2 separate regions of the Homo sapiens genome follow, and region 2 is linked to region 1. A link is an interaction called in ENCODE POLR2A ChIA-PET data of the cell type or tissue named here. Cell type or tissue: CD4-positive, alpha-beta T cell. All regions are shown on one strand. Region 1 has its middle 18 kb from the start of ATP2B2-IT1. Region 2 has its middle 24 kb from the start of ATP2B2-IT2.

Evidence for each region. ChIA-PET counts read pairs that join two places held together with the same protein. Peaks named below come from ENCODE experiments on the same cell type or tissue, not always from the same donor. Only the 100,000 strongest peaks of a DNase experiment are listed, where the experiment ranks them.
Region 2: POLR2A ChIA-PET joins it to region 1 with 5 read pairs; 2 of 35 experiments call an interaction of 5 or more read pairs at or near these places.

Annotation. Positions count from the first base shown.
Region 1 is chr3:10,549,850-10,554,849 of GRCh38, reverse strand. It overlaps a transcript of ATP2B2 not described here. Among named protein-coding and RNA genes, the nearest start is that of ATP2B2-IT1, 18 kb to the left of the region's middle. RefSeq lists a silencer at 871-1,165. In CD4-positive, alpha-beta T cell, no CTCF peak of the experiment used is centred here; a DNase peak (open chromatin) is centred at 2,659; H3K4me3 peaks cover 891 bases; H3K27ac peaks cover 1,405 bases.
Region 2 is chr3:10,600,655-10,605,654 of GRCh38, reverse strand. It overlaps a transcript of ATP2B2 not described here. Among named protein-coding and RNA genes, the nearest start is that of ATP2B2-IT2, 24 kb to the left of the region's middle. RefSeq lists an enhancer at 4,342-4,843. In CD4-positive, alpha-beta T cell, no CTCF peak of the experiment used is centred here; a DNase peak (open chromatin) is centred at 2,004; H3K27me3 peaks cover 293 bases.

The sequences.
Region 1 (5,000 bases):
TACTTGCTTTGGGACCTTGAGTAAATCATTTTATTCCCCTGGGCCTTCTGTTTTCTGAACTCCAAAAAGCTAAATGTGATCTTCAAGGCCCTGCTTCTGGCTTAGGCATTGCAGATTTCTAAGTGTGGTGTATTAGCTTACTATTGCTGCTGTAACAAAAAACCATAGACCAGGGGATTTAAAATTGATCAGCTGACAGTTCTGTAGTCAGAAGTCTGACACAGCTCTACCGGGCTGAAATCGAGGCAGAGCCACATTCCTTCTGGAGGCTGCGGGGGAGAAGAATCTGTCTCTGGGCCTTTTCCATCTTCTAGAGGCTGCCTATTTCCTTGATTCACAGACACTGAATCTTCTGCCTCCCTTTTCCACTTTTAAAGGTCCTTGTATTCCATTGGCCCACCCAGATCATCCAGGGTGATCTCCCCTGTCTTAAAGTCAGCGGTGAGACACCTTCACTCCATCTGCACCCTCATTTCCCTTTGCCATAAGCTGACATATTCACAGGCTCTGGGGGTTTGGATGTGGGTGTCTTTGTGCAGCCATTATTCTGCCTTCCACACCTGGAAACTGAGACATTTCTGAGAGGCCTTGGGCAAGCTGTCTCCCCTTTTTGGACCCAGTTTTTTCTCTTCTGTGAAATGGTGTGGCTGCTTTGAAAACAAAGTGAGAGGATGAGTGTTCAGGTGGGTTACAAAGGGTCAAGCGCCATACATGGGGTTAATTCTTTATTCCTGGGGTATTTCTATTGCCAGCAATGGCAGCTGGCAGCCTCTCACCGGGCCCTCATGCCTTCCTATGCCTTGTTCTGAAAAGCTGCAGCCCCCACCCCCGCCCCACTAGACCCCCAGAAAACAAACGTGGGTCTGTGTACCGCTCCTGCTCATTATAATCTCTTGCTTCTTTTCACAAAACCCCAGGGGCCCCTGGGATTTGGGAGCTGGGGGATGTCACTCAAGGATGCCTATTGAGTGCTAAACAATGGCCCCCTCATGAGGTCATAGGGCCGCTTAGCAACCACCCAGGCCCTTAGTAACGGGCCCAGAAGTGTTGATATTTACCCAACAGAAACTTTGGATTATCTCGATAACACCCAGTTCCTTCCAGAGAGCTGCAGGCACTAAAAGCAAGCTCCACCCACTCCGAGCTGCTGCTCTGGCTCTTCCAAGAGCAGGCCTATGGAGGGGCAGGGAGTCCTGGGTTTCCCCCCCAGCTCTGCAATCCTCTGAGGGCCTCAGTTTCCCCCACAACATGGGGATCAGACTAAATAAGTACTAAATATTTAAGTAGTATGACTGTATGTCCCTGCTGGCCCAGAACAGTTCCATTTTATCAAGACTATTAAAAGAGGCGTTTTCATTCTCAAGAGTTGGAACATCAACCTTCTGGTCACCCACCTCTAAAAGGCCACTTCCAGCCCTCAATCCCATTGTTCTTCCCCTCCACCCTCTTTCCCAGTCTGAATTAATCCTGAATAGTTTCACCTAGCTTTTTCAAGGTCCCTCTCTGTGTCAGGCATGGAACAGGGCGCTGAGGAAACTGAGGCAAACCAGACGTGGTCCCTGCTTTCAGGAGCTTCCAGTCCGGGAAAGAACACCGCTTAAACACTCTGCAGAAATCTAGGTCTGAATCTAGAACCTTGCAATTCTCAGACTTATTTGTGTTGTCTTCACTAAGCTATTTTAGTAAATAATAATACTCCATAGAATTCCGGTGGCATTTTGCAGTTTCTAAAGCATTTCTGTTATGTTCCCTCATTTAACCCTGACATCATCTGAAGGTGTGATTTTAATATATTCCCATTGCACAGATGGGGAACTGGAGGCTGGAGGCCATAGAGGACAGAGCAGTTGGATGCCCTTGAGGAGCAATTCAATCTCTGCCTCCTTGCCTTCGAAATGGAGATGTTAGCTCCCACTTCATAGAACTGTTATGGAAAGTAAATGAGACAGCACATAGAAAGTCCTTTGGAAAGTGACAGCTGCCTAAAATGAGTGTTTCTGCCCTGAGCTGTCTGTGGCCTCAGCAGTTGCACTTCCTGGATGTTCTCCAGTTCACCTGCTTCTCACATGCCCACAGACACCCATTTGTAAATTTCCTGACCCATTTTTGAGCACAGGGAACACATCTTGGTTGGAACCCCAGCTCTGCCTCAGGGCAGCACTGTGGCCTCGGGCAACTTCTAGCCTCAGTTTCTTCATTTGTAAGAGGAGATAAGAACAAGTCATCCTGAGGATGGAAGGAAGCAAATAACATAAAAGCAGTGCTGAGGGGAGCCAACCCAGCACATAGCTGTTGCTCACAAATGGGAGGTTCTGGATTGCCTTTCTGATGTTAAGTATGTGAGAAGACTTTGAACGTGTTTGTGTGAGAGGGAGCTATGGAGGGCAGCACCCACAAGATGGGATTTTTCCCTCACCCCAGGAGCCAGGCCAGCACTCACTTTGGGCGGAAGGCAGGACGCTGCCACCTTCTCTAAGGTTGGCTTCCAGCCACGTTGCAGCAAGGGGGTTCGGCTGACGAAAGCTGTTCCCTCTGTGCCCCACTCACCTTGCAGGAGGAGAAGGGCCCCCTCTTCCCCTTTTCTTTACAGAGTAGCTCCACAGGGGCAAATCTGTCAGATGCCATGGTGATGCCTATGTGGTTTCCCGCCCACGCCCCTCGCCAGTGCTATGAGTCACCAACCGGCACCGAGGCGGCGGCCGTGGGAAGGGTGTTCCCTCTCCGGCTGCAGAAATGCTGCCACAGGCGAGCTCTAGAAAGCCAAAACTGGGCCCCAGGATAGGCACAGTGAGGTTCCTTATGCAACTTTTGACATTGTTCGGAATCAGTGTTACAGAAAGCCCAAACCCAGCCCCATGATAGGCATGGCTACATTTCTTATGCAACCTTGGCATTGTTCAAAAGCAGCGTTAATGTTCGCAACTTCCATTTGCTGAGGGCCCTAGGGAGCTGGCCCAGCCTAGACTTCATGTCCTGCTTCCCACAGCCCAGGAAGAAGCTAGAGTCCCCTTTTCAACAGATGGGGAAAGTGAGACATGCTTGGGGTCACATGGCCAGGACATTCCCAGATGTGACTCCCCTTTACTGGCAGACCAAGGTAGCTTTTGGAATTGGAGACAGACCAAAACAGGTAAATATGATTGATACATTGTGTTCTTGTTTGAATGAAACATAATTGTGAGCAATTGTGTACAGTTGCCGGGCTGAAGGTTTGAACTCTTGATTTCTTAAAAGGAAAGAAAAATCTATCTCTAAATCTGAGTTAGCCTAGAATAGAAATATGTTTACAGCAAAATATTTCTTTATACAAAACTTTGCATTGCCAAAGCAGGGCTGTGGAATATGCATGCGTGTTAGTGGGGTGTTACAGAGGAAGGAACTGCATCAGGGATTGTATCTTGCAAGTAGCACTGACAGTGATCACAGATCCGCATCTGAGACGTTGAGCTTGGCCGCTTTGGCCCCATCTGTGCCCATGGTGGGCTTGATAATCGGCACGTCCATTCACCACTGCCTTGCCAGGTCCTAAAGCCATACTACCTGCTTCACTGCAGGCTGCGTCTCTCATCTTTCCCCCACTGAATTCACTGATCACTCCTCCATCAGGTACTCTAACTGTCCCATGAGCTCCTTAAGAATAGGAGCTGAGCTCCAGGAGGCTATGTGTTGGGAGAAGGGGGCAGTAGAAAATACGTGTAGTTATTTGAGCGACTTGGTATGCCCTGCTGTCTCTGGCTGGAGTCCCCTTCGTAAAACATTCGCCCAGGCCAGAAAGAGACCTAAATGAGAGTAGAGGGAGCAGAAGGTCTCCACACACATTCCCACCTGCCTCAGTGCTGTCTGAGCCTCAAACTTGCCTGATCCAAGTTGGGTAAAACCAGACTGTACCATTCAGCCACAGGAACAGCAGGCCGGGCCGTATCCTGCCAGCAACCTGCCTGATTGGAGGGTTTACTTTGCAGCCAGGCCTTGGCGACCGTGCATAACAGCTTCTGTCTCTCCCAGAACAACTGTGAATGTTTCCCCTTCGCCTTCACCATGACCTCACCCGGCATGGATTTCCTACTATTTAAAACTCTTCTGCAACTCGTTCCATAGACCGGGGTGACATTGATCCTTGCTATAATCAGAGGAGTGTGTGAAGCTGGTGCCCAGGCAGCCTGGGATCCTGGAGGGATACATTAAGACTTGACAGGGTTCCCGTGAAATGGATTTCTGTGCATCAGAACCTGTACTCCTGTTGACTTTCATTGGAGCATTGAGAATGTGTCCTGCTGGAAGGGAGAAATGTTTGATGCAGCTGTACTTCAGAGGGCACTAGACCTTTTTAAAAAACTATCACATAGACAAAAAATGTGCTTTCTGGGGTGTAAAAAAAACTGGTCTATAATATTAGGATCAAGTTTATTTCTATGCTAAATAAAAAAGGGAAAAATCAAAATTTATTATATAGTTAAGTTCATCTTGAGGAGACTGAAGAAAAAGAAACCAATACTATTCCATGGCCAGGTAAAACACTCTGTCTACATTCCAATATGGTCCTGATCTTCAGGAAATTGTTCTGTTGCATTATTGCTATTTACTTCCGTTCTAGGTTTCAGAAAAAAAATTAATATGTCTTATCAGCCTCTGTAGTAAACACTTATTGCTTTCATATTGGTCTCAGATCTTCACTTGCTTTTTCTGTTGAAATTTCAGAGGCTCTATTCTCTGTAGCTAGCCAGCCACAAGAGACTCCCTTGGGCTAAGTTCCCAAGACCTGTCATGTGATACAAGTCATTGTCATTATTGCTTCTTTGGGCTGTTGACAGAATGTGATCCCATAGCAAGATATGAGAAATATATAGGATTTGGAGTCAGGCCATTTTCTTGCTATGTGGCCTTAAGCAGGTGACTTAACCTCTCTGAGCCATGTGGCTCCCCTGAGTTCTAGCATCACTAGGTAAGGTCAGACGCCCCTCCTCAGTGGGCCCCTCAGTGGGCCCCTCCCCTGTGCTGGC
Region 2 (5,000 bases), 51 kb before region 1:
ACTGTAAAGATAGGGTCCCAGTGTGTTGGCCAGGCTAGTCTCGAAATGCTGGCCTCAAGCAATCCTCCAGCTCCAGCCTCACAAACTGTTCTTAGGTCTTTATTTCCTGACAAGCTAAGGAGCCCCAGCTCTGGTTCCCAGAACTGTTCCCCAGTTTCCCCCCAGCCTGCCCTCTCTGGTCCATGACTTGTCAGGCAGGGAAAAAGAAAGACTTTGAGCCTAACAGAGGCAAGGAGGCTATTGCCCAGGGATGGTGAACAGGCCAGCTTTGGAATCAGACCCTGGGCTCCAGCCTCAGTCTTTCCATATGTAGAATAGAGATGATACTAGCATCCCACATTGACCTCTGTTGAGCATTAAATGAGAGGACGTATGGAAATGCTTAGCCTGGAGCCCAGCACATAGGCTAGTATTGTTGTCGCTATTTTCTTGTTACTGTCAGCATCTGCCCATCACCCATGAACAATTTCCTGAAGACCCATTTTGTGAAGTAGTTAGTGTGTTATTCCCTAGAGATGTGGAGTGGGCTCATACTCTAGTGGCAGAGATGGAAGTATTAATAAACGAGGATGCTTTGGTGCAATAGATGCTTGGAAGGATGTCTGTACAGTGGGGACACAGAAGGCTGTGGCATATTCTATTAAAAGCAGCAGGAGCACTTTTAATAGACAGGGTAAAAAGGGCATTCCAGGAGGAGGGATCAGCAGGGGCTAAAGCTCAGAACAAGAACAGTTGAATGCACTGGGAAAGCTGTACATGGAGGAGGGGGAGCAGGTTTTAATATCCACAGGCCCCACACCCACGAGCTGTGAAAAAAGTAGGCTGGGTAGAAGACAATATGGAGTGGTGGAGACTGTGGCCAATTGGAAAGGGCTTGATGGCTCTAAAGGGAAGTAGGACTCTGCTCCATGCAATTATTAATATGAAGAGAAGCTGGCCTAGTGTTACCTGGTCTTCCAAGTTTTCCAGAGATGTCAGGGACCCAGGTTTTTATGTGGAATCTCTTGACTTCAAAACACTGAGCCAACACTGGGAAAACCAAACAGAATAGAAGGGGGCTGCCAGTTTGCAGTCCTAGTTTAGACCCAACAGTGGGGCATGTGGTGGTAGGTGATATGAGAAGCTATGGATTCCAGACTCTGTGCAGACAGGCTTGTGTCTGATAGCTGGGGGCCAAGACCTGGCCCACAAGAAGCACCCAATCAATACTTGGTCTGCAGAGGAGTTAGGGAGTTTGGACTTCATCCGGAAGGTTAGGGGAGACTGTGAGGTTTGGGGCAGAGAAGTGAAACAATGGGAAGTGTGTTGTATGACTTTAGCCCACCTGCCATGTGGAGGCTGGCTTGGAGAGAAGAGATGGCAGCTAGGGAGGTGGGTGGATGTCTTAACAGGGCTCCAGGCAGAAGGTGATGGTGACCTGGGCCATGGCTACGGGGTGAGAGGGGAGGAGAGATCCTAGAAGGGTCAAATTTATGCAGAGATTGACTTGGAGAGTGTGAGGGAGGTGAGGCCAAGGTGCCTGCCAGCTCCCTGACCCACCTGGGTAACTCAGTGGTGTTTCTCACCAAGTTGGGGCATCTGGGAGGAGAAAAGTATGGAGGCAGAGGGAGGAGGGGTGATAACTCTAGCTTGGACCATGTTAAGTTTAGATGCCTGTGGGACTCCCAAGGGAAGACCTGCCACCCAGTCAAACATATATCTCTCAGGGGAGGGAGGGCTGAAGACAGAATGATACCTCCACCCTGACTGGGTCTTACCCTCCTCCAGGGACCCAAAAGACCTTCATTTCCTTTGTGGTTGCTCTGTCGTCTGAGAGTTAAGTCTATTTATTGGGCTTAGATTTGTTTTTTTTTCCTGGAAAGACTGAAGGAGAAGGTGGATTGATATGTAATGCCAGAACGAAGATCTGTGAACACCTCAGCTCTGATTCATTTTTCTTAGCCCTACCCCCGTGATCTGGGCAGCTGGGGGAGGAGGAACAGAGGGTAGAGAACAGCTGGGTTACCGGGGCCCCACAGTAACCACATCAGTAAAATCTCATTTCCAGGAGCTAAGTCTGAACTCTGTTATCATGAACGCTTGCAAGAGGGCTCTTACCTGCACTTGACAGAAGCAAAGGCTTTGCTAAGCAGATTGACGGTGTCACAAGCCCACTTAGGAGAGCAGGCTTTTAGCAGCAGCATTTGCATTCCAACAATGAGTGTGCAAATTATAAATGACTACTTCTCTATTTTTAAAGCGATTTTAAGACTCCTCATCTGCTGTCAAGAATGTCACTGAACATACCAAGGACACTCACAGCAATGCTGTGATCCTTTTGAAAAGAAACGATTCTATTAGAGAACTGACGTGTATCGAGCATCTGCCAAACACACCGGGCACCGTGCTAGGCATTTTAGAGGCATCGGCTCATTTAGGCCTCTACCCCAGGGGGATGAAGTCATTATTTTCTTACCAAGGAAATGAAGCCAGGCCCAGAGAAGGTGAACTGCTGCTGTAGGCTTGCTCAGCTCAAGAGGGCCGGGGTCACCAGGGCTGGATGCGGGGTCTGAGTTCTTCCTGACACACCTCATCATCGTTTCTCACCAGTTCAGGTTTCTGCCTCTTGGCCAGTGGAAGGATGGCCTTAAATAGGGCTTCACAGCCTTGAGAGAACAGAGGGGATGTGGGAGAAAGTGAAAGAGAGGGTGCTGAGAAGTTAAGAAAAGAAGGAGGCTCAGTTCAGAGAGAAGAGAAATGAAACAGCCCCAAAAGTGGAGGAGGAGGGAGGCTCTGAGGTGTGGTACCAGGTGTGGCCCAGTTCAAAGCCCAGTTTGCCAGGAGCTCACCTTGGGCAAATGCTTTATCCACCTGTGAAGGGTGGAGTTTGGCCTCCATGTCAGTTTCCCTCCAACTTCAGTCATTTGTTTTTATCTGTAAACAACCCACGCGATTACCCATTTAGTCTTGTTTTCATCAGTTCACCATTTTACCTGATTATGTTCTCTTTAAAAGAAACTTTTTAATGCAATTAAGTGGTTTATAATATCGCTTGTCATCAACAGGAGCTAAGCATTAAAATAAATACAAAGAAATAAAAATCATCCTATGATTAAATTCCACCTCGCTGCCGCTGCCTGAGTTCTGCTCTGTGTCTCTCTGTTAGGAGGGAGAAGGTCAGAGGTGTTCAAGGCACATTAACCCTGAGCCAGTTCTTTTCTCCCTGAGACAACCTCCCAAGAATGAAAGGATGCAGGCACCATGTCCTGACTGTGTGGCCTGAAATCCCTTCTCTGAGCATCATGGTCTAAGGACACACTCTGTGGAAAGCGAGGGCCAGCCGTCATCTTAGAAACTTCCACAACGGCAGAGTCTGGGAAAGTCCCGGGATGTGAGCAGCCTGACAAGGAGAAAAAAGGGGGTGAAGAGTGGGTGGGATTCCAGAACAGACCCCCACATTCTGTGACCAAAGGAGTGAGAATTTTTCAGTGCTTTCTCCATTTTGATGAGGGCAGGGAGGGGGCAGAGGCCAGGGCAGGAAGTGGGGAGGGGGCTCCGAGGGGGCTTCAACCCAGCACTGCCTCTGGCTGCCAGGAGAGCCGCTGGAGCCTCAGCTCTTCCTCTGCAGGCGCGGGGAGGACATCCTGGGCCTTCTTCACCACTGGGCCTCAGGTTGTCCAGGGTCACGTTCAGGGTTAGGCAGCCTGGATCCCTTTAATCCCATATTAATGAATTATGTGCCCAAGAGCAGGCTTAGCTGGGGGGAAATGAAGACAAATAAGAAAGAGGGTAGGGAGGAGGGCCATGGCTGGAAGGGACTTGGGGGATGGCTCCTAGTGGGGCTCCCCTCAGCCCTGAACTCCAGGGGCCTCCATTTGGGCCCTGCCCAAGTTCTAAGGTGTGGGTCTCCCCCATAGCTCTTGCTGATGTCAGGTGTGAGCTGCTGTGTGTACATGCAGGCTCCTGGGCGTTCCCCTCCCCGGGGTCCTTCCCTGCCAGGCTCTGGTGAGCCACCAGTCTTAATGAGGAGGTGCCTGGGGGAAGACTGGGAGCCAGATATGTACTAAATGACTGAGACAGACAGAGAATGCTAGGTTGAACAGGTCTTAGAGACCTTCTGACTCACTGTTCCTCCACAATCAGGGGTTCAAATTATGACCTCCATTTATAAATGAGGTAACCGAGGCCCAGCAAGGGGAGACTCTCACAGCCAGCCTGGGGCACAGCCAGGCCAGATCCAAGGCCTCTGACTCAGGCAAGGCCTCCCTCCCCGTGTTATTCCTCCACTCAGGGGGTTGAGGCTGAATAAGCCACAATTGGAGCCTGTCCCAGGGACCAGCCAGTGGCTGCCCCCCTTATTATGGGCCCAGGACTCAGGGTATGACCGAACTGGACTCCTCTGTGCCAATTCTGAGTGTTCCTGGAGTGTCCTGGCTCACGCTGGGCACCAATCATGGCCTCTGGGGACTCCTTCTTCTTTTTTGCCTAGAGAGTGGCCACTCTCCTGCCCTTTACCACACTTGGCACACTATCCCCTCTGTCCTCAGAGATTCTTGAGAGATCTCAGCAGGGCAAGCCCGCAAGGCCGGACCTGGTGCACAGTAGGCTCACAGACCCACAGGGGTCTCCTGGCTGGCACCCTGTGCTTCCTGGTTTTGTAGGCTCCGAGAATGTCCAGGTATTGGAAGCTGGGGTGTTGCTGGGTGGTGAGTCACAACCATACACCCGACCTCTTTCCCAGGGACTTCTTAGTCTTGCCCTGCCCCAAACACTTCATCTGGGCTTTTGCCTGACCGCCATGTGTTTTCTATGGTCAACCCCCTCATTCCAGCTCATCTCCCTCCCCATGCCCTCACTCAGCCCTCTGCAGGGAGGGAAAAGGTTGGTTTTCTGGGAAGCAAGGTGAGTGATCCCCAGGTGCCCTCAGGACAGTTGCAGGCAGGCTCTCAACTGGGCAGAGGGCCCCTGTGCAAGCCAGAGTCAGCACTGCCGGGCCAGGGGCAGGGAGGGGGCGGCAGATC